5 separate regions of the Homo sapiens genome follow, and all the other regions are linked to region 1. The links are chromatin contacts, found by Hi-C or POLR2A ChIA-PET in ENCODE. All regions are on one chromosome and are shown on one strand. The core of a region is the stretch at or near the end of the contact, and the rest is flanking DNA. Distances in the headings are between cores, read along the strand shown.

The links. A loop is a pair of places that touch in the nucleus more often than their neighbours do. ChIA-PET counts read pairs that join two places held with the same protein, here RNA polymerase II (POLR2A). Pooled maps may share reads with other maps.
Region 2: a pooled map shows a loop between it and region 1 (33-fold over the local background). The contact joins the promoter of TCP1 here to the promoter of FBXO5 in region 1. A Hi-C loop is called at or near these places in 1 of 37 single-sample maps with no recorded cell type and 10 of 50 pooled maps. POLR2A ChIA-PET finds 5 or more read pairs at or near these places in 1 of 52 experiments (CD4-positive, alpha-beta T cell).
Region 3: a map of ascending aorta shows a loop between it and region 1 (27-fold over the local background). The contact joins the promoter of RAB32 here to the promoter of FBXO5 in region 1. A Hi-C loop is called at or near these places in 1 of 168 maps with a recorded cell type or tissue (ascending aorta) and 5 of 50 pooled maps. POLR2A ChIA-PET finds 5 or more read pairs at or near these places in 1 of 52 experiments (endothelial cell of umbilical vein).
Region 4: a pooled map shows a loop between it and region 1 (12-fold over the local background). The contact joins the promoter of MAP3K4-AS1 here to the promoter of FBXO5 in region 1. A Hi-C loop is called at or near these places in 2 of 37 single-sample maps with no recorded cell type and 4 of 50 pooled maps.
Region 5: a loop to region 1 is called in a map with no recorded cell type, with 22 times the contacts of the local background. The contact joins the enhancer-like site here to the promoter of FBXO5 in region 1. A Hi-C loop is called at or near these places in 2 of 37 single-sample maps with no recorded cell type and 6 of 50 pooled maps.

What each region holds. Positions count from the first base shown.
Region 1 is chr6:152,980,622-152,984,360 of GRCh38, forward strand. It overlaps FBXO5 (F-box protein 5), which reads right to left and starts at 2,420. Exons shown (of 5, transcript NM_012177.5): 1 at 2,236-2,420. The coding sequence starts at 2,338. RefSeq lists silencers at 1,854-1,923, 2,404-2,723 and enhancers at 2,754-2,973, 3,264-3,383.
Region 2 is chr6:159,788,284-159,792,360 of GRCh38, forward strand. TCP1 (t-complex 1) reads right to left here and starts at 1,319. Exons shown (of 12, transcript NM_030752.3): 1 at 1,122-1,319. The coding sequence starts at 1,185. MRPL18 (mitochondrial ribosomal protein L18) reads left to right here and starts at 2,184. Exons shown (of 4, transcript NM_014161.5): 1 at 2,184-2,356; 2 at 2,657-2,843. The coding sequence starts at 2,305. RefSeq lists enhancers at 517-1,181, 1,182-1,845, 2,102-2,281, 2,312-2,371.
Region 3 is chr6:146,541,870-146,545,635 of GRCh38, forward strand. RAB32 (RAB32, member RAS oncogene family) reads left to right here and starts at 1,964. Exons shown (of 3, transcript NM_006834.5): 1 at 1,964-2,252. The coding sequence starts at 2,003. RefSeq lists a silencer at 1,538-1,917.
Region 4 is chr6:160,990,027-160,993,705 of GRCh38, forward strand. It overlaps MAP3K4-AS1 (MAP3K4 antisense RNA 1), which reads right to left and starts at 2,316. Exons shown (of 1, transcript NR_174962.1): 1 at 292-2,316. It overlaps MAP3K4 (mitogen-activated protein kinase kinase kinase 4), which reads left to right and starts at 1,743. Exons shown (of 27, transcript NM_005922.4): 1 at 1,743-2,057. The coding sequence starts at 1,906. RefSeq lists enhancers at 1,179-1,238, 1,259-1,328, 1,281-2,150 and silencers at 1,419-1,748, 2,211-2,505, 2,419-2,548.
Region 5 is chr6:159,980,691-159,984,473 of GRCh38, forward strand. All of the region lies in intron 1 of IGF2R (insulin like growth factor 2 receptor), which reads left to right. Among named protein-coding and RNA genes, the nearest start is that of IGF2R, 14 kb to the left of the region's middle. RefSeq lists enhancers at 1-279, 1,112-1,161, 1,172-1,281, 1,472-1,641, 2,389-2,628 and a silencer at 2,507-2,801. Within about 2 kb of position 1,366, at least 28 of the 41 ENCODE cell types and tissues checked have a DNase peak (open chromatin) inside an H3K27ac peak, as active enhancers do.

The DNA.
Region 1 (3,739 bases), core at 1,170-3,669:
TGACAGAAGTAGAGTGTGGGAAACCCAGACTAGAAGGATTGTAGTGGAAATGAAAATAACTGCATAAATTCAAGGTCTGTTATTTAGAAGGGTAAAGTCAACTTGCTGCTAATCTACTAGATCTGGATATGAAGAAAAGGAGAGTAAAAAAACACCCTGGGGTTTAAGTCTTGAGTATCGAAGGTATACAGTGCTATTTACTGAGTATGGAAAACTGAAGAAGTTAACTCTTAAAACCTCACTTTCCTCATCCATAAAATGGGAGTAAGACAATGAAACAGGACTAAATGCAAGGCAAAGTCCCTATCACAAGGGTCTAGTCAATACAATCTATTTTTAATCACATAAGCCAAATCCCTTCATATTCCTTACATTGACAATCATTAACATTTGAAAGTAGTAAAACACATTTCACAAAGAAGTATATATTTCAGAGTAACACATACTTTTCCATTAGAATGTATAGATTTAAGAATCAGATCCAAGTTTGAATGAAAATCCTTGCTTAGCCTTTTGACTAGCTTTGTGAACTTGGAATGTCCTATTCCTATTTTTCCCCCAAGTGCAGACACTAATAAGACTCATACATGGCATTGTTTAAACTTCTCATTTACCAACTCCCAGCCCAGTCATATAGAGAAAAGTAAATTTTACAATGTTTGATCTTACATTTAACTTTTCAATATAGACCTGATCCTCCATATCAAATATCATAAATAAGGCTGCAGTCCTTAAAAATCTTTGTAACTCTTCTGTTAAATAATTAAGTTCCAGTCTCTAATACCTACAGATAACGACCATGTGGTCAACGTTAGGCATGGCTATTCCTTAAGAATTTAAGAGGCCCAATGCTTGTGACCATAAAGTAATCTTTAAGAGAAAATTTTACAAAAGCCTCCTTTGAAAACTACTTGGAAGTAACATATATGTATTTTTAATTTCATCTCCTCAAACCTGTAAACTGGGGAAAAAATTCCAACAGGCAGTCATTTCTTTCTGAGGAGCAAGGTAGTAAAGACAATTAGAGTTATCAAAAAAGAAAAAAAAAAAACCCTCATAAGGCCATCAAGCTTCAGAATTTCGATGGTAGACTGACGATCCAGGATCTTCTAGAAATATATTTAATCTATTAAAATTAAAATTAAGTATTTTTTTCTAGAGTTCTTTTTTAATAATAGAGTCATTACAAAATAGTACAATGCCGAATTGCTAAATTTTTTCATTTTGGGTTATTTCTCAGGTAAAAATAAGTGCATATAGATTTTATTTAGAGGTAGCAACAAAGAGGATAAAAATAAGCATTTGAGTGCATTCCATTCTCTGCAAGCTTTGAAATAAAGGACTATCTAATTCTTCATGAGTTATCGGGAAAAAGTCACCAATTCTTCGATTCTTACAAAATCATCTTAATACTATGGACAAATTCAAGGTTCGTAGTAAAAATTGCTTTTTTTAAAGTCTTCCCTTTCCACTCCAGGCCCTGAGACTGGGTTAACGGGCAAAGGGAGAAAAAATTGGGAAAAAGTAACGTTTTTGTTTGGATGTCCCAGTTGAGTTTGGTCCAATGAGTTGGGGGGGTGTCTCTCCATTTGGCGGGAGTGGGGAGGGAGACCCTGGAACTCCTGAGGGATCGGTGGGGCTGCCCCTCAGGGCGCGGGACACGCGGAGGAGGCGGGAGATAACCGCGAGCGCGATCTCCCGCGCCCGCCAGCAAGGCTGGGACCGCGAAAAATCGGGGAAACTGCCTTTGGCTGTGAGGGTGCGGGGCAGATGTAGAAAAGGGGCGCAGGGGGAGAAGGTGAGGCACCTGGCCAGGCCCTGGGGGCTTCTCGCTCGCAGCCCTGTCACCGCCGGGGGCCCCGGGGTGGGGGAGGGGAGGGGCATTTGGCGCCTATTCAAGCAGGGTGGGGTAGGTGGGTCTTCCGAGGAGGAAAAAGGGCGCCCTGGGATGCCACGACCCGCACCTCCCGGGGCTGGAGTCCACGGTCGGCGTGGGTGGCGGGACCCCGCGGCCCGCCATCCCGCCCCTGCACATCTGGCTCTTCTGGCTTCCCCCCGACACCCAGCCGCCCTCCTCCCGGACCCAGGAACCGCTGCCGCCGCCCGAGGCCGGGCGTGTGGCATGGCCGCGCGTCCAGGCTCCGAGGGACGTCGGGTCAGGGTCTCAGGCTGCGACCCTCCCCGTGCACCCCTCCTGGCGTGCGCGCCCCCCTCGCGACCGCTCCCCTCACTCACTATCCGAGGGTCGAGGGCGCCCGGCGGCTGTCACTGCGCTGGGGCTGGCGCTGCAGGAGCAGCGGGGTGGCCGTAGGGCGCAGCTGCAGGGGCGCCGGCTCATGCCAGCCGACGTGGAGTCTGCCTCAGGTGGAGGAACCGCTCCGGGGGCAGCTGAGCAACCTGCCTGCTTCACAGACCTGTATCTCTTAAAAGGCGCCAGCTGGTACTTTTAAAATCTTTGAATTTGGTGCCTAAATCCGCGCGGTCCAATGAGACGCGTCGCTTGCATGCGCGCACCAATAGGAGGGCAGTGGGTGGGGGCGCCCTCGTCCGCGCCCAATTGGAGGCTGCCGAGGCGGGGCCGAGCCGCGAAGCCCAGCCCCCTTCCAGCTTACCGGCTCCCCACGTCCGGAAAGATGCTACGGCCGGGGGCGGGACCTCCGAGCACGGGGAGGCCGCGGCCCGGCCACACGTGTGGAGGGTCTATCACGCATGCGTGCGCCCGCCAAGATTCCTTCCGCCGTCTTCTGGACCGGCCTCCTGCAAGTCCTAATCTCAGCCCAAATTCAGCGCTGGCTTCCATCTGGAGATCTTTGATGGGTACAAATGGTAGCCGACTTTCTTCGATCATCTCTCGAACGGGAGTTCGGTGAGCAGCAACTCGGCTCGTCCGGGAATCCAGACTTTCCGGAAGACGGACCCTCCCCCCAGTCCAGCTTAGCCCGCCTCTCTAGGATTTACGCGCGCGCTCTGCTCTCCCTCCTAACTCGACCCTCCCCTTGACCCACGCCTCTGCGCAGGCGCCTTGGCGGGCTGTGGCTGCGGAGTTGGCGGGTCGGCGCCTGCGCACTGGAGTCCCCCGCGATTTTTTCCTCCGGGGTGGGCGAGGAGGCTGTGCGGCCTTCCCCAGCGGCTGTAGCAGGAGACCTGCGGCTGCATCTCCCAGGGCCTTCCGGCGGGGCCGAGGGTAGGACCGAGGCACTTCTTCCTTGCAAGCGCGTTTATTTGTATTTTCAACCACACTTCAGACGCTACTGGTTTATAGGAACGTTAAGTTTACTGAGTGTGCAGCTACGCTCCCCTGGGTTTTTGTTCCTTTCCTTAAAGGGCCAGGTGTAGGAGACAGTAGTCCTGCTCCCAAAAAAAGAATAAATAGAAGTGCCCGCCCTCTTGGGCTGGACCCCCGTGGCCAAGGGAGTTTTTAGTGATGGCTGGCATGGACGTCAGTATGAAAGTGTACCGGAGTATTAGTGATGCTTAACTTTTCACAATTTGAATATGCACTTAAGTAGGGCAGTGCATTCCCTGAACTCAGCTTTATGGCTACAGCCCAGTGAAGCAACGGGATGTGAACTCCAAAACGGCGAATCCTCCTTTGCTGTTTCCCTCTGGTGCCTTTCTGCAGCCTCGGAGTGAGTTCTTGGCTGTAGTCAGTTTTCAGTACCGTTAGTGACGAGTCCGGTGGGGCGCGGCCAGGATTAGGATGAATCATACAAGTGCTGGGTGGATCCTGTCTTTACCT
Region 2 (4,077 bases), core at 69-2,568, 6.8 Mb after region 1:
ACCACCTACTAAGAGTGTAAATGGGGCCAGACACTGTGGCTCACAGGTGTAATCCCAACACTGCGAGGCCGAGGCAGGAGGATCGCTTGATGCCAGGAGTTTGAGACCCCTTTGGGCAACATAGCGAAACCCATTTCTACAAAAAATAAAAACAAAGCCGGATGCGGCGGCGCGGACCTGTGCTTGGAGAATGCAGTGAGCTATGATGGCACTCTCGTCTGGGCGACAGGTGGGACCCTGTCCCTAAACAAAGCGAGCCTATTTGGCACAGCTTTGATGCGGGGTGGAATCTGATGGCGGGGAAAAAAAAAAAAAGTAATAACCACCAATTTCATGCTCTGCCACTTCGTACAGCTATACCAGCCTTTTCCTTCAGATTCTGCAAGTTTTTTGCTCATTAAAACTCTCTTTATCTGTGAGGAGAGAAATCGGTAGTCAACGGGGAAGGTGGTGACTTTCAGATTTGTTTACGAAAAAAATTAGGAATCTATCAAGAAACAGTAAGCTCTGTAGGTATCCAAAGGCCTGACAGCAAACGCTCTGCTAAGTTAGCGCTGCCGTCTCCTGGGGTCAATGCACTCGAGTGGCGTTTCCTGGGCTAACTCTACTGTAAGAAGCTGTCAACCCGGATACGGCTGGACGCCGGACGCCCGACCTCGACTGCAGCTGCGGGCGGACAGGGCACCGGGCTCATCCGAGGGCGCGCGGATGGACCTACTCTTTTTCTGGTAAATGGTCCTAAAATAAAACCTGGCGTTTAACATGGACACTCAGGGGGTCGCCCTGAAACAAAAGGGGGTGCGAGGCGTGGCCCGCACGTGCGAGCCCGGGAGGCCCGCTTTCCCGCGGAGGGCGCGTTTCCAACGCCGCCCCGGACACCACATCCACGCGTTGCCGGTCTCAAAACCCTGCCGCGCGCGGCGGGGCTCCTCCTCGCTGTGGGAAAAGTGGGGCCACAGCGCCCTGCCCCAGAGAACGGCGGGTGGGCTGGGTCCGGCTGCGGGGCCCCGAGGCCCTTTCTGCGGAGGTAAAGGAGAGAAACGAGGGCAGCCGGGGTCCGGTCGCGGTGGGACTCGGCCCTCCCCGGCCGCAAACCCGACCCAGGCCCGGCCCGCCCTTACCGTTTTGGGAGCGGATCGTTTCCCCAGTGCTGCGGTCACCGAACACGGACAAAGGCCCCTCCATCTTGACGGCAGCGATACACGTCGAATTCTGCTTACACCGCGGGCAACCAGTATCGCGGCCCCTCGGCCGACCGGCGACCACAGCAGTGGCTGCGACGGCGTGGAGCGTACCCGAGCGATGTCCCAGGAGCTACTGGGTAACACACCACCCCACCCGCTTCCCGGCTGCCCCGGCCCGGCCGCGGGGCACGGCGGGAAGGAAAAAGAGGCAGGGACAACAGGGAGAGAAACAGGACTGTGACGGAAGTGAGGCTCCGGGGAAGGGGCGGGGTCGGCATTTTTGTCCAATTAGATAGCCGATGGGAAGGGCGCGAAAGCGGAGAACGGAAGTCGGATGTTGGACCGCTGGGAAGAGGTTGAACCTTCGCCTCAAACGATGTTGCGCAGACGCAGTGGGCCATTCTAGTGCCTTCTAGAAAAGGTTGTAAGAAGGGTGGAGCTTGGAGCTGGGGTGTAACTGGAGGGGCGGGCCCTTCTCCAAGTTAGAGTTGGGGTTCTGAGCGAGTCGTGCGTTTTAGGTTTAGTGTCTTTTCCTTGTCCCTGCTCGGGGAGCGTGAGGCAGATCGGCCGGCTTTGCTCCAGGCCTCAGGAGTGTAAGTTTAAGGGCGCGAACCTGGGTGGGACGGGGCAGTTTTTCCAGCGGGCCATACGGGAAAATTTTTGGTTCGAGGAAGACAACCACCCTTTTTAAGGAGAAAACTGCATCTTGCCCTGCCTTATTCCTACGCGGTGCCCAGGTGGGGTGTGTGTGGACCAGTCGATGACCGCCCAAGCTCTCCGAGTAGAAAACCCAAACATGGTTTTGTGGGGTGTGTGCCTTTGACCCCGGACTTAAGCAACAAGCGTGGTCTTGGGCGTAGCTACGAGGTGGTTGGTGGGCTCCAGGGCCTGCGTGCCCCTCGACGTGAGCGATGATTGGCGATGAAGGATAACAGATCGCCTTCTCGGCCACTCAGTGGCAGGGGACTTGCTACTTCCGGGTCGGTGGCGTCTGGCGTGGAGAGTTTGGGGATCTACAGCAGCCAAAGGCTTGTCCCTGACTTTATATGGCTGCTCCTGGCGAGCGACTGAGTCGTCCGTGAGGAAAAAGAGGCGAGGCTTTTCCGAGATCGTCTCAGCGATGGCGCTTCGGTCGCGGTTTTGGGGGTTGTTCTCGGTTTGCAGGAACCCTGGTAATTAGTCTTGCCCCCCTTCTCCCAGCTCACTCGCCTGGGCTTGCACAGTACATTGGAACGTGCGGGTTCTATTTTGTATTCGACGTGCCGGATCGAAATAGAGCTCGCGGCACTGCGAAGACCACAGTAGGAAGTTAAGGACGGGGTCAGTGCTGACTCCACCCTGTGGGCATACGTATTTTTCGTCCCCTCGGGCCTAAAGATTGGGGGTGTAAAAGCGGATAGACGTTAGAGCGGGTTCGTGCGCTGTCCATATCCGTCATTTTTAAGCCCTGTGCGGTTTTTCCCGTTGCCCAGGGTGCAGGTTCGCAGCCCTGTCAACCAGCTCCGAGCCGGCAGCGAAACCTGAAGTGGACCCTGTGGAAAATGAAGCTGTCGCCCCAGAATTCACCAACCGGAACCCCCGGAACCTGGAGCTTTTATCTGTAGCCAGGAAAGAGCGGGGCTGGCGGACGGTGTTTCCCTCCCGTGAGTTCTGGCACAGGTAATTAAATCTGCTTGTGATTGACAAGGGCAGTGCACCCTACAGACTATTTTCATTCATTCAACTCCAGGCACTCTCCCAGGTAGCTGCCATGCGGCGGGTAGAGGCAGGGTTCGCGGAGGGGCTGGAACAAACAACAAATAGGTGTGATGGGGGCTATTTAAAGAGGATGTTACAGTAGCGGACAGGATACCTGCCTGTCTGAGGTGACATTTAAGAAGGTGAGATCTGAAAGAGGAAGAAGCCTAGTCATCTGCCAGAAAGAGCAGTCCTAGCAAAGGAAACTGCTGGGGTGAGGAACTGAAGGGCTTGTGGATCTGAAGCTCAATGGGCAGAGGATGAATGGCCCAAGATGAACATGGAGGGGTAAGGAGGCGACAGATGATTAGCTTTGTAAGTCAAGATGAGCACTTTAGACTTTCTTTTCATTATAGTGGGAAACTACGAGAGGATTTAAAGCTTGAGCCCGAATTGGTTTTTCAAGATCATTCTGGCTGGGCGCATTGTCTCATGCCTGTAATCCCAGCACTTTAGGGAGCCAGCCGAAGAAGCCGGATCATCTGAGGTCAGGAGTTTGAGACCAACCTGGCCAACATGGTGAAACCCCGTCTCTACTAAAAATATAAAAATTAGAGGGGCGTGGTGGTGCACGCCTGTAATCCCAGCTACTCCAGTGGCTGAGGCACGAGAATCACTTGAACCCAGGAGGCGGAGGTTGCAGTGAGCTGAGCGCCTGGGCGACAGAGCAAAATTCTGTCTCAAAAAAAAAAAAATCATTTTAGCTGCTTTTTGGAAGATTAAATTTTTGAGGGAGCAGGACTTGAAGAAAGACCAGTTAGGAGTCTAGTATGACTTGAGATACTTTGTTATAAAGGTGGTTGTTTAATGAACACTTACATTTGCCAGGAATTATGCTACTTGCTTTATATGTTTTTTCTCATTTAATCCTTAAAATTACATCATGAAGCAGTTATAATTTCCCCCATTTTACAGGATCAAAGAAATTGAGGTTTAGGGAGACATGATTAGTAAGTGCCAGAGCTAAGATTTACATATGTTTTAACTGACCTCAGAGCCAGGACGCTAGGTTATTACCACTATACTACAGCATGTAAGTGTTTATCAGGTTTATCTGCTGCTTATCTGCTTGGTGAGGATTTTTTAGAATTTCTTAAGGACTTCTTAAGTACTATGTAAAGTTGTAAGAGTAAATTGGAAATCATTACTGTGTGAT
Region 3 (3,766 bases), core at 714-3,213, 6.4 Mb before region 1:
TTTTTTCTTTTCATTTTTTCTTTTCTTTTTTTTTTTTTTTTTTTTTGAGATGGTCTCACTCTGTCGCCCAGGTGGAATACAGTGGTGCGATTAAGCTCACTGAAGCCTGGACCTCCCAGGCTCAGGTAGTCGTCCCACCTCAGTCTTCTGGGTAGCTGGGACTACAGGTGGGTGCCACCACACCTGGCTGCAATTTTTTTTTAATGGTAACAGCACTTACAGTCTACTCTCTTAGCAAATTTCCAGTTTAAAATACAATATTATTAACTATAACGCTCATGCTACATTAGATCATTAGGACTCATTCATCCTATATAACTGCAACTTTGTACACTTTGACCTGCATCATTCCGTTTCTTCCCTGCCCCTGGTAACCACCACTGTTTCCACGTATTCCGTGTGTGTGTGTGTGTGTGTGTGTGTGTTTAAGATTCCACATATAAGTGATATTGCACAGTATCTTTCTTTTTGTGTCTGGCTTATTTCGCTTAGCATAATGTCCTCCAGGTTTATCCATGTTGTTGCAAATGTCAGGATCGCCTTCTAAAGGCTGAATGATATTCCATTGTGTGTGTGTGTGCGTCTGTGTATATGCGCGCGTGCATGCCTATGTATGTATTACAATTTCTTTATCCATTCATCGTTAACAGACACTTTGGTTGTTTCCAAATCTTCGCAACTGTGAATAATGCTGCATGAACTTGAGAGCGATTTCTGAGATCCTGATTTCATTTCCTTTGAGTATACACCCAGAAGAGGGATAGCTGGGTCACTGGCTTTAGCAACGATTTTTGCAATATCACACCAAAAGCCCAGGCAACCAAAGCAAACCTAGATAAATGGGACTTCATCCAACTAAAATGCTTCTGCACCGCATAGGAAATAATCAACAAAATGAAAAAACAGCCTATAGATTGGGAGAAAATATTTGTGAGCCATATATCTGATAAGGGGTTAATATCCAAAATACATTACGTTCACAGAACTCAGCCAAAATAAATAAATAAAACACCCAGTTAACTAACGGGCAAAGGATGTGAATGGACTTTTTTTTTTTTTCCAGAGGAAGTACAAATTGCCAACAGGTATAAGAAAAGGCGCTCAAAATCACTAATGAACAGGGAAAAGCCACTAGGTATCTCCTCACACCTGCTAGGATGACTGTTATAAAAAAGATAAGCGATAATAAGTGTCGGTGATGTGCGGAGCAAAGGGAACCTTGTACACTGGTGGTGGGAATGCGGACTGGAACAGCCATTATGGAAAACCCTACGGAGGTTCACTCAAAAAGTTAAAAACAGAACTACCAGCCCAGTGTTATCCGTCCTTCGTTAAGTTCAAAGTCACGGTGCCACTTCCTTTCCCATCTAAAGGGGACTGCTCGCGACCCAAGCCAAGGCCCGCAAGTGTGGCTCTCCCTGCGGGGAGAGTAGGGCAGGAGGTGGATTTCCAGGCCAGAGGCTTCCAGGCTGGGCCCGGACCCCACGCCGACCCCGGCCCCGGGGGGGGCTCAGCGACCTCGGCGCCTCCTCAGGCCCCCAGTGAACCTCCGGGGCCCATAAAGGCTCCAGGCCGGCTCCCCGGAGGCCCACCAGCGGGCGTCTGGGCCTCCCTCCGCGCCGCGACCGCCAGGAGGCGCCGCCCGGGAGAGGAAGTCCAGCTGGGCCCGGCCGGGCTTCGGAGGCGCCGCCCGGGAGAGGAAGTCCAGTTGGGCCCGGCCGGGCTTCAGAGGCGCAGGGCGGGAGCCGCCTCGCGCAGGGTCCTCCCCAAGCCGGCGCCAGGCCCTGCCCTCGTCCGGCCCTGCCCTCGTCTGGCCCCGCCCGGGCCGCGAGCACTGGCGGGTTCTGGGTCCTGTGACCGGTCAGGCGGCGTCAGCGGGCGCGGCGGAGGGCTGGCCGGCCTCGGGGGAGTTTCCGCGGCCGCCGGGGGCGCGGCGGCAGAGCGCGAGGCCGGGCAGGGGGCCAGACTCGGAGTCGAGGCGCGCCCGACAGCCGCAGCGCTCATGGCGGGCGGAGGAGCCGGGGACCCCGGCCTGGGGGCGGCCGCCGCCCCAGCGCCCGAGACCCGCGAGCACCTCTTCAAGGTGCTGGTGATCGGCGAGCTTGGCGTGGGCAAGACCAGCATCATCAAGCGCTACGTCCACCAGCTCTTCTCCCAGCACTACCGGGCCACCATCGGGGTGGACTTCGCCCTCAAGGTCCTCAACTGGGACAGCAGGACTCTGGTGCGCCTGCAGCTGTGGGACATCGCGGGTAAGCGCGGCCGCGAGTTTCCCACTCCAGAGCCCCGCCGGGCCGCCTGGCTCCTCTCTGCTTCTTTTCTTTTTCTTTTCTGCCTGAACTCGTCTGCCTGGGTACCTTTAGGAGAAGAGAGAGGCCCAATCCAAGGGCGAGATGCGATGGACGCGGTCGGCTGGACTCGGTGGGGCCCAGAGGATGGGATGGGCAGTAGGAGTTGGAGCAGGTCCTGCACGCCAGAGCTCGCTCTCCTGAAGGGAGGCGAGGAGGCCAGGGGGCCTTTTCCAGAAGTTTGAACTCTGAATAATGCAAGTATATCATACATACACCAGGACTAGTTGAGAAGGCTGCTTTGGAGCGGGCCGGCGCCTCTCAGCCTCAACTCAAGTTCAGAGGGATTGGGTGACTTAACCCGAAGCTGCACTCCTAGTTAGTGACACCACCAAGACCAAAAGCCAGGTTCCTTTCCAGATCATTTTCCACCACCCGCCTTGGCTCTGAGACTGGCCTTTGTGAGGGAAACTCCATTCCTCAAATACTTTGCTCTCATCGGAAGCCGAGGACAGACACTCCGTGAAGATTTGGGAAAGCTTTTCTGAAACCTTACACTCACCCCTTCCTCTCTTGCTAAACCAACACCTAGTCCCATCCCTGGTGCCCTCGCCCCCCCCCGCCCCCCCCCCACTCCTCAATACAGTGTTTCTCTGCCATTTGCTTTCATTTGTTCTGTTTGAGGGGGTACATTTCCCTCTGCTCTGATTTATGAACACTTGAACTTTGCCTGGTGTGGTGGTTGGGAGTGGGCGTTTTAAAGATGATGTTAACTATTGGAAAGTTCATAGAAATGGTACCAAGCCAAGTGCCAGTGGCTCACGCCTGTAATCCCAGCACTTTGGAAGGCCTAGACTGGAGGATCGCATGAGCACAGGAGTTCGAGACCAGCCTGGGCTGTTAGTGAGACCCTGTCTCTACAAAATACATACATACATATATACATACATACATACAAAAAATTAGACAAGTGTGGTCGTGCGTGCCTGTAGTCCCAGCTACTCAGGAGCCTGAGGCAGGAGGATCACTTGACCCTAGGAGAGGTCAAGGCTTCAGTGAGCTGTGTTCTCACTGCTGTACTCCAGCCTGGTCAACAGAGTGAGACCCTATCTCAGAAAAAAAAAAAAAAAGTACGAAAATTACTCTGTTCAATCATTACAGGTGTTAAGAAGCACAGTCTGCAGTACAGCATTAGAATGGGAGCTGGTTTAGGGTTAGAGGACACCTGAGGCCACCCTTCATTCTACAGTCCCTACACTGAAGCCCATGGAGGGTATAGCTACCTGGCTGGTAGCAGAGTGGTTGGGGGGATCACAGGTCTACTGTCTGTCTGCCAGGTAGTGCTCTTGTCATTTATAGCTTGTTACATAAGAAAGAGTAGTAAATAATTGTAACCTATAACTCATTCATTTAAGAGCACATTTCTGTCCCTCAGACAGGAGAATAACTGTATGCAACTCAGTTGCTCAGAAAAAAGG
Region 4 (3,679 bases), core at 1,066-3,565, 8.0 Mb after region 1:
ACCCAGCATGGGGGTGGGGCGAAAAGTCACAACACTTATATTGAATATTTAGTACCAGTTAACTTAGGTTTCTATACATGATGCATTACTTGATTAGGTAAGTGTAAATTTACTTGGTTCCTGCTAAAATACATAGTATCCTCAAGTGGAAATTAAAACACAAGAACAAGCCACAGGTCTCCCGCATGCTGATTATATTTGCTAAGTGTTTTGTGACTTGGACACACGTGTCTGCATTATCAGCTAGCTTAAATTCGGTAGTCATACCAAAGAATACGTAGTACAATGCTGTTTAAAGAAGAGATTTATTTTATTATTTAACTTTTAAAGTCTCTAATATGCCTTCTAAGAAGGGTTCTGGCTCAGAAAATTGCAGAAGAAAATCGAGTAGAGAACTAGAATTACAGAAACCTAAGAAATACTTTTACTGAGCTTTCTTCACACAAGAAAATGCACGGAAATGAATTATACATGGATACCAATTTGTGATTTTTAAAAATTTGTAATTTTTTAAATTAAGATAAAAATTAGTTTATTTTTTTGAATACTTTTTTGTTTTGTTTTACCTCACCCTTTACTAAGCTGTTAGCTTGGTCTGTTGCGCTTACTGCTATATCCTCAGCATCTAGTACAGTTCCTGACACATATATGCACTTAATAAGTATTTGTCAAATGAATATTATTGAGTAAATAAGATGAAGGTCAATTCAGAAATTCAGCACTATCAGGCTATATACATAATACAGACTATTATAAAAAACTAGAATGGAGCAGTTCCTTTTAACGACGGAGAAATGTCAGTAACATACTTTGAGCACAATATAGCTAATTTCACAACTGGTCTTTAAATATAACATACCTATAATCAATTTAATGTTTTTCTTTGTTACCAGAGTTGTTCAAAACGTGCGTTTCACCTATCAAAGCTCAACTAAATGAGGTTTAAGAAATCTGCACATTTGAATGTACTTAATTTTAAAAGATTCTGGTTTTGGATTAACTCTGGATTTCACCCTATGGGAAATTTTGTAAATATTTCCAACTTAAAAAAAAACTGTGAAGCCCCAGCGCTAAGAGTAAACGATGCATTGGAATTTCAACAGGATTTCTGTAACTCTGAAATAATCTTTAGCATTTCTTCTTCCCCCCATCCCCTCAGTGTAGGAGCATTCCAGTCCAAGTTTCTGGGAGATCGCTATCGAATCTTATGACACTGGGGTGAGAAGTTTTGCCGGGTTGAAATGAGGGGGTCACTTTAATAATCTGGAATTCCGGAGACTTTATGTCAAGTCTTAAAAATTCGAGCCTGTGGAAGGCTGCGCTGTCAAGAGACCGGAGTTGCGAGCGTCTGGGTGACGTCCGTCCTCCTGGAAGGTGGGATCCGGGTGGCAGGTCCCTGGGCGGCGACTCCGGCCGGGCTCATAGCGTCGCGCCCGCCCCGCTCATCGGCCCTACCCAGCGTCCCTCCCAGACCGACGACCGCCTGGGAAGCCTCGAGCTCCCAGCCCGCTGCACAGCCCGGCTCCGCTCCACAGTCCCCCACTGCCACCGGCCGGGGCGACACCGGGCGAGCTGGCGAGACCCGGCTCCAGGACCGAATCGCGCCGACACTTGACGGCGCTCCCCGCCCCTCCCTGCCGCCGTCTCCGCCCCCGTCCGGTCGCATTCCGGCGCCCGCCGCCGCCGCCGCCACCGCCGCCGATCTGGGAGGCTTGTCCCTCGCCGCCCACCGTAGCCCCGGCGCTCGGCCGGTCGCCGTTTCCAAGATGGCCGCGGCGCGCACGGCTCCTGCGGCGGGGTAGAGGCGGAGGCGGAGTCGAGTCACTCCCGCACTTCGGGGCTCCGGTGCCCCGCGCCAGGCTGCAGCTTACTGCCCGCCGCGGCCATGCGGGGCTCCGTGCACGGATGAGAGAAGCCGCTGCCGCGCTGGTCCCTCCTCCCGCCTTTGCCGTCACGCCTGCCGCCGCCATGGAGGAGCCGCCGCCACCGCCGCCGCCGCCACCACCGCCACCGGAACCCGAGACCGAGTCAGAACCCGAGTGCTGCTTGGCGGCGAGGTGAGTGTGGCGGCCGCAGTCGGTCGCTCGCAGAAAGCGGGGCGGGTCCTGGCCCGAACTCGGTCGGGCCCGAGGGCCTCTGCTTCCCGCCAGGTGGGGAGGGAAGCATCCAGTCTCTGCAGGCTGGGGCGGGAGGGGCGCGGTGCATCCCTGGGTCCCAGGGGACCGCGTCTGAGTCTGTCCGGCGACTCCTCCCGGGGTTGCAGCTCCGCAGGGTTCCGCTCGAGCGTGTTGCCGGCTCCCCTTCCCTTGTAGACTCCCCCAGCTCACCCTCAACGTTGCGGGGGCTGGGAGCAGAGTGCGGCTGCCTCCCCTGCCGCTAGCTTCGGAAGAGTGGCCTCACTGAAGTGCCTCTCATCATTACTGAACGAAAGTGGTCCCTCCCCTCTGCCCTCATTCGAGTAAAAGAGACATTCGGAAATCGAGTGCGTACTGGCTATTTCCCCGCGTTCTCCTCCTCCTCTCCTTTTGCCCGCTCCAGAGAATGCCTGTCATCTCTTCCGTGAGAAATTGCACTTAGACTATGCAGACAGATACGTTGCTTTCCTGTTCTGAGGGCCCCTTACTGTCCTTTAGTGCTAGTATTGTGCAGATTGTTGCTCACACGTGCACAAAAGTAAGGATTCATTTGTCTAAAACTTTGCTACTGCAGGAAGCTCTAAGGTGGAACTTCGGTAACCAAAGCATTTGTTGCTTTTTCTTCCATACTCTATTAACTTATTTTTATGTCTTTATTTTTTTTTTAATTGAGAGAACAAACTCACCATAACTGAGAATTTCCCTCTTTTTACGTGCCTATGTTTGTATGTTCAAATGTCCTCTTACTCCCTGTCCTTTGCATCCCAGAGTAAACTTGCAAACTGCTGCCCCCTGTCCCCTGTAATGAAAATACCTCGGCAGCTCCTCTTGGCATCTTATGGTCTTGCTCTATGGTTCTAGGAATAAGGCAGTAAAGTGTCCTCTTTTTCCTGCTTAAAGAAAATTCACACCTGTAACTGTAGTTAGAACTGAACACAGGAGCCATATTCTTGCTTGTCATCATTCAGTTGGCCCAAACAAATTTGTTTTATTTTTATAAGCTGTGAAGAAATTAGTTGCCTCTTTTAATTCTGAGATAGTTCTGGGTACTTCTAAGGAACAACTTCTCTGAATAATGGTACAGGGTGTAATGAGAATTCCTTTGGTTCCTTTTGAATACATCTAGTATTTTTAGAAATTTTGTCAGAAAGTTTATTATAAATTTGTTAACGGATCAGTTTTCGAGCAATTTTGATACCTTTTTCTTTAAAATTAATAGTGAACACTTAACGGTTAAAATAGGCCATTGTCTTTATTTCTATTAACCCATTTAATCTTTTCAACAACTCTATGAGGTAGGTCCTGTTATACTCTCTTTTTGACAGATGAGGAAACTGAGGCACACAGTTTAAGTATCTTGTCCAGGGTTTCACAGCTGGTAATGAAGAAAGGTCTGGCTGCACAGCCCATGTCTTTAACCACCATGAAGAATTCATTATCCAAATGGGCGGATCAGAAATTAGAATTCTGTATAACCCTACTCCGGAAAGAAATGGACATGAGCATTCTTAGGTAAAAGCGAGAAGGGCAGAGAAATGAAAATG
Region 5 (3,783 bases), core at 116-2,615, 7.0 Mb after region 1:
AGGCCCACCTTCCCTTGTAGTTTGCACACTCCAGGAAGGGCCCTGGGTCTGGGAGGGTTTTCTGGGACCTTGGTGACAGGGAGAGTAGGGGGCTGAACATTAAGGTCTGAATTCTGCGCTGGGGGCTGGATTGTCCTTAAAGGCGGTTGGCCTCAGACATCCACATGGCAAAGCAGGGAGTTTAGCCCATCTACAACTCTTCTTTATACATGAGGAGCAAAGTATGAGACCGCCCAGGTAATTGCTCTGATTGGAAGAAAATCATCACGGAGCAGGGTTTAGGGTTGAAATACTGGCCTGCATCCTGTACTGTTGAGTTGATCTGAGCCAAGGATAGCAGAGAGGACCAGCCATTTTTGTGGTAGCTTTCTGTTGTGGAGGGCACTTGCCCACCTCCTGGGAACGCCACACCCTGGTGTGTTTGCCCTTGTTCTGTTTCCCCTGCTGCTCTTCTGCTGGAAGCTCTGGACTCACCTGTCTCTGTTGTGGATGGTGCAGGGCGGGCAGGCCAGAGTGGCATCCTTGTCCTGAGAGGTCCCAGGAGGCAGTTGAGTGTGTATGTGTGCGTGAGTGCGTGTGTGAGTGCACGAGTGTGTGAGTGCAAGTGTGTGTGTCTGAGTGTCTGTGAGTGCAAGTGTGTGTGTCTGAGTGTGTGTGTGTGAGTGTGTTTGTCTGAGTGCGTGTGTCTCTGTCTTCATCAGCTCCTAGGAGATGCCTCCGGACAGGGGCCTGCCCGTCTCTCCCTCCAGTTCCTTGCCAGTGTCATGTGACACTCCTTTCAGAGGGCACCCCCCGCCCCCAGCCAACTCACCTTTTTTTGTAAACTTAGTTTTTAAGCAGTCCAACTCTCTCTCTGGATTCAAATGAAAGCTTTAGATCATAGTCTGTTTCGATAGCTCTGTGTTCCTGGTGGTGGTTTTCTCCTCACAATGACCTTGTAGGCTAGCTGAGTTTTGTCGAGGAAGTTGAGCTGGGAGAGACTGGCTCACACAGCTTGTTAGTCAGCGCTGGGGCAGGAATCTGGCCCAGGCCCTTCATGGCACCTTTCTTAGGGTAGCGTGCCCCCTCTCTATTCCAGGTGACCTCTGTTACGCAGTCCCCATTGCCTGCCCTGGTTCCCTGGGCTCTGACATCAACTTAGATGTCGTGTTTGACTTAGGGCTTCCAGCCGGATCCCTCTCCATACACCGGGCTTCCTTCCAGACCCTGCATACCTCTCAGGGAAAACCAAAGGCTGACGTTTGGCATTTCCCTGCTTCTATTTATTTGTATTTGTCGGCCCTGTATCTTTGTCCACAGCTTTGTGGGTTTGTTAGAATAGGAAGTGAAGTACTTCCTATATAAGCTCTGGCCATGCTGTGTCAAACTCACGTGCTTCCCCAGCCTTCAGCTCGGGGTAGGAGTCTTCATGCAAATCAGATTGTTTCTCTTTTAGTGTAGGCAACAGCAAGTTGTTGACGACAGTGGTTACCTTAGGCTCTTGACATTCTGCTCCCAAGGTCCAGTGTGGGAACCCTGCCTCCTTGCTCCTCTTCCTTGCTGTTTTTTCCCTTTCTCCTTAGTTAAGGAGACTGGTCTGGATTTCTGAAGGTGACTGTGCTGGATATGTATGAGCTGAAACACTGTCTGATACTGTTGAGGGACAGTAGTGAGCCAGGTGATTTCTTGAATACTCTGTTAGAGGACTTGCGTGCATGTCGAAAGTAGGAGAATCTTTTTTGGATGTTCAGGTTGGAAACACTTCACATTCTCTTTGTCTCCAACATGTTAGATTTGTTGCTTGCTGTAGACTCAGAGAAACATTTCTCTAGCTAGTGACCATGTATCTTGTTATGTGAATTTCACTTATGTGTCACCAACTGGGTTTCTGTCTTTTAAGGAAACCAAATTACAGATTCACACGTGCCTACTTTTATTATTACTGATCCCATCCTGCCTTTATCTTGCTTTATTAATTGCAGGCCAGTAGTAAAATGTTTAATAGTTACATGACCATTAGCATAACCCCAAGATTCACAGGGACTGAGGAAACTAAGATATATTTTAAAAGAGTTTGGATATATGGCAATAAATGAGGAAGGGACAGAGTGATACTTCATGGAGATGTTTTGTGTTGAAGGGAAGGAACCCAGTTTTCTAAGATTTATTTTCTTTAAGAGATTGAGCATACCATATATTTTGATCATAGAATTTTACATACTTTAGATGCTAGCTGTTTTTAAAAGGAAAGAACTCCAAATTACATCTTGCAAGCTATTGTGGTTTTGCAAGCATTGAGTGATGGCATATATGAAAACTCTGAGAGGTGTCATATTAAGATACCAATGTCAGTTTAAAGATATTCTATATCTGTATCCCTATGACATTGTATTTTGAATTTTTTATTTTTCATTTTTGGACAGACATTTAGAACTCACTCAGTGGAGATGGCTCTGCATCTCTGTTTTAAGCTTTTTGAACTCTAGGCAGCTGTGTCGGCCTGGGGCTACATTGACTTCTTCATTGCAGCCCCTCGATTGGTTTCGTCTGGACCAGGGTGGGTTTCGATTGCGGCCCTTGCTGGAACAGTAGCAGGAAAGTAGAAACACCTTCCTGTCTCTGGGTTAACCAGCTGACAGTCTGTTACTTGTGTGCTTCCTTCTAATTGGTAATCTGCCAACACCTTTCAGGATATTATGAAATTTCAAGCAAATGAGGTTAAAATGGAACCTCTGTACTTCTGAACAGGCGTGGACTGACTGCAGTTCTCCAGGATAGTTTCAGCAGAAGCAGTGAGATTACAGTCAGGAGCAAAACAGTATCTGAGCTTTCTTTATGGGAAAGATTCCGACTGTGTGCTTGGTTTATATGGTTAAATTAATTGCCCTTGTTAAATTAAAAAAATAGGGTATGTTTCTGCCACAGACTTTGCTTTAAAAGCAGAGATCTTCTAAAGTCATTTGCCTTGTATTTGACTTCTGCTGCTCCCCGTTTCCTGCTGGGCCTGATGGTTTGATTGTAGAATGTTTCTGAGTTGTGTCACTGTTGGACTCTGCTGAGCTGAGTAGTCTCATTAAAGGAGAGTGTGCATCTGAGTTGAGGAAGACAATATAGATGTGGACCTTGTTTGTAGAGTTCACAAGCTGCTTACATAGAAATAGCAAGGACAGTGCAGCCAGTGGGAAGGAGCCGGCTGAGGGACTTGATATTATTTCCATGGAAACCAGTTGGGTATGGGAAGAGAGGTTGTGGAAGGCAATGCTCTGGTGTTTGGCAATTCACACTGTGCAGAAGAGAAAGCAGAACTGGACTGGGAGTATAGAGTAGCAGAAGTTTAAGCTTGGGGAAGAAGTTGAGCAAGGAAAAGCATATGATCTGTTGATCAGCATGATGTGATGTGGTCTGAATCTTCAGACAGTTCACAGCTTTTTCATAGAGGCTGTCCTCAGATGGGTTCAACCATTCTGAGAATTCTGCCTTTACGATATAAGTAGTATCCATGACATTAAAAACGAGAAGAGAAGCGTTTTGGCCAATGACGGACTGCATAAACTACAGTCTGCATAAATGACCTTGGTCCTAGAAGATTAGGATGAAGCTGAACAATTCTTATCACCTAGTGATGCTGTAGCCATTGTAATGTCGTAGCACAATGCATTAGTCACATGTTTGTGGTAATACTGCTGTAAACGAACCCACTGCGCTACCAGTCTTATGAAAGCGTCCAGTCAGGTCCTAGGCCTTTAGGTCCACTCACTCACTGACTCACCCAGAGCCGCTTCCAGTCCTGCAGGCTCCATTCAT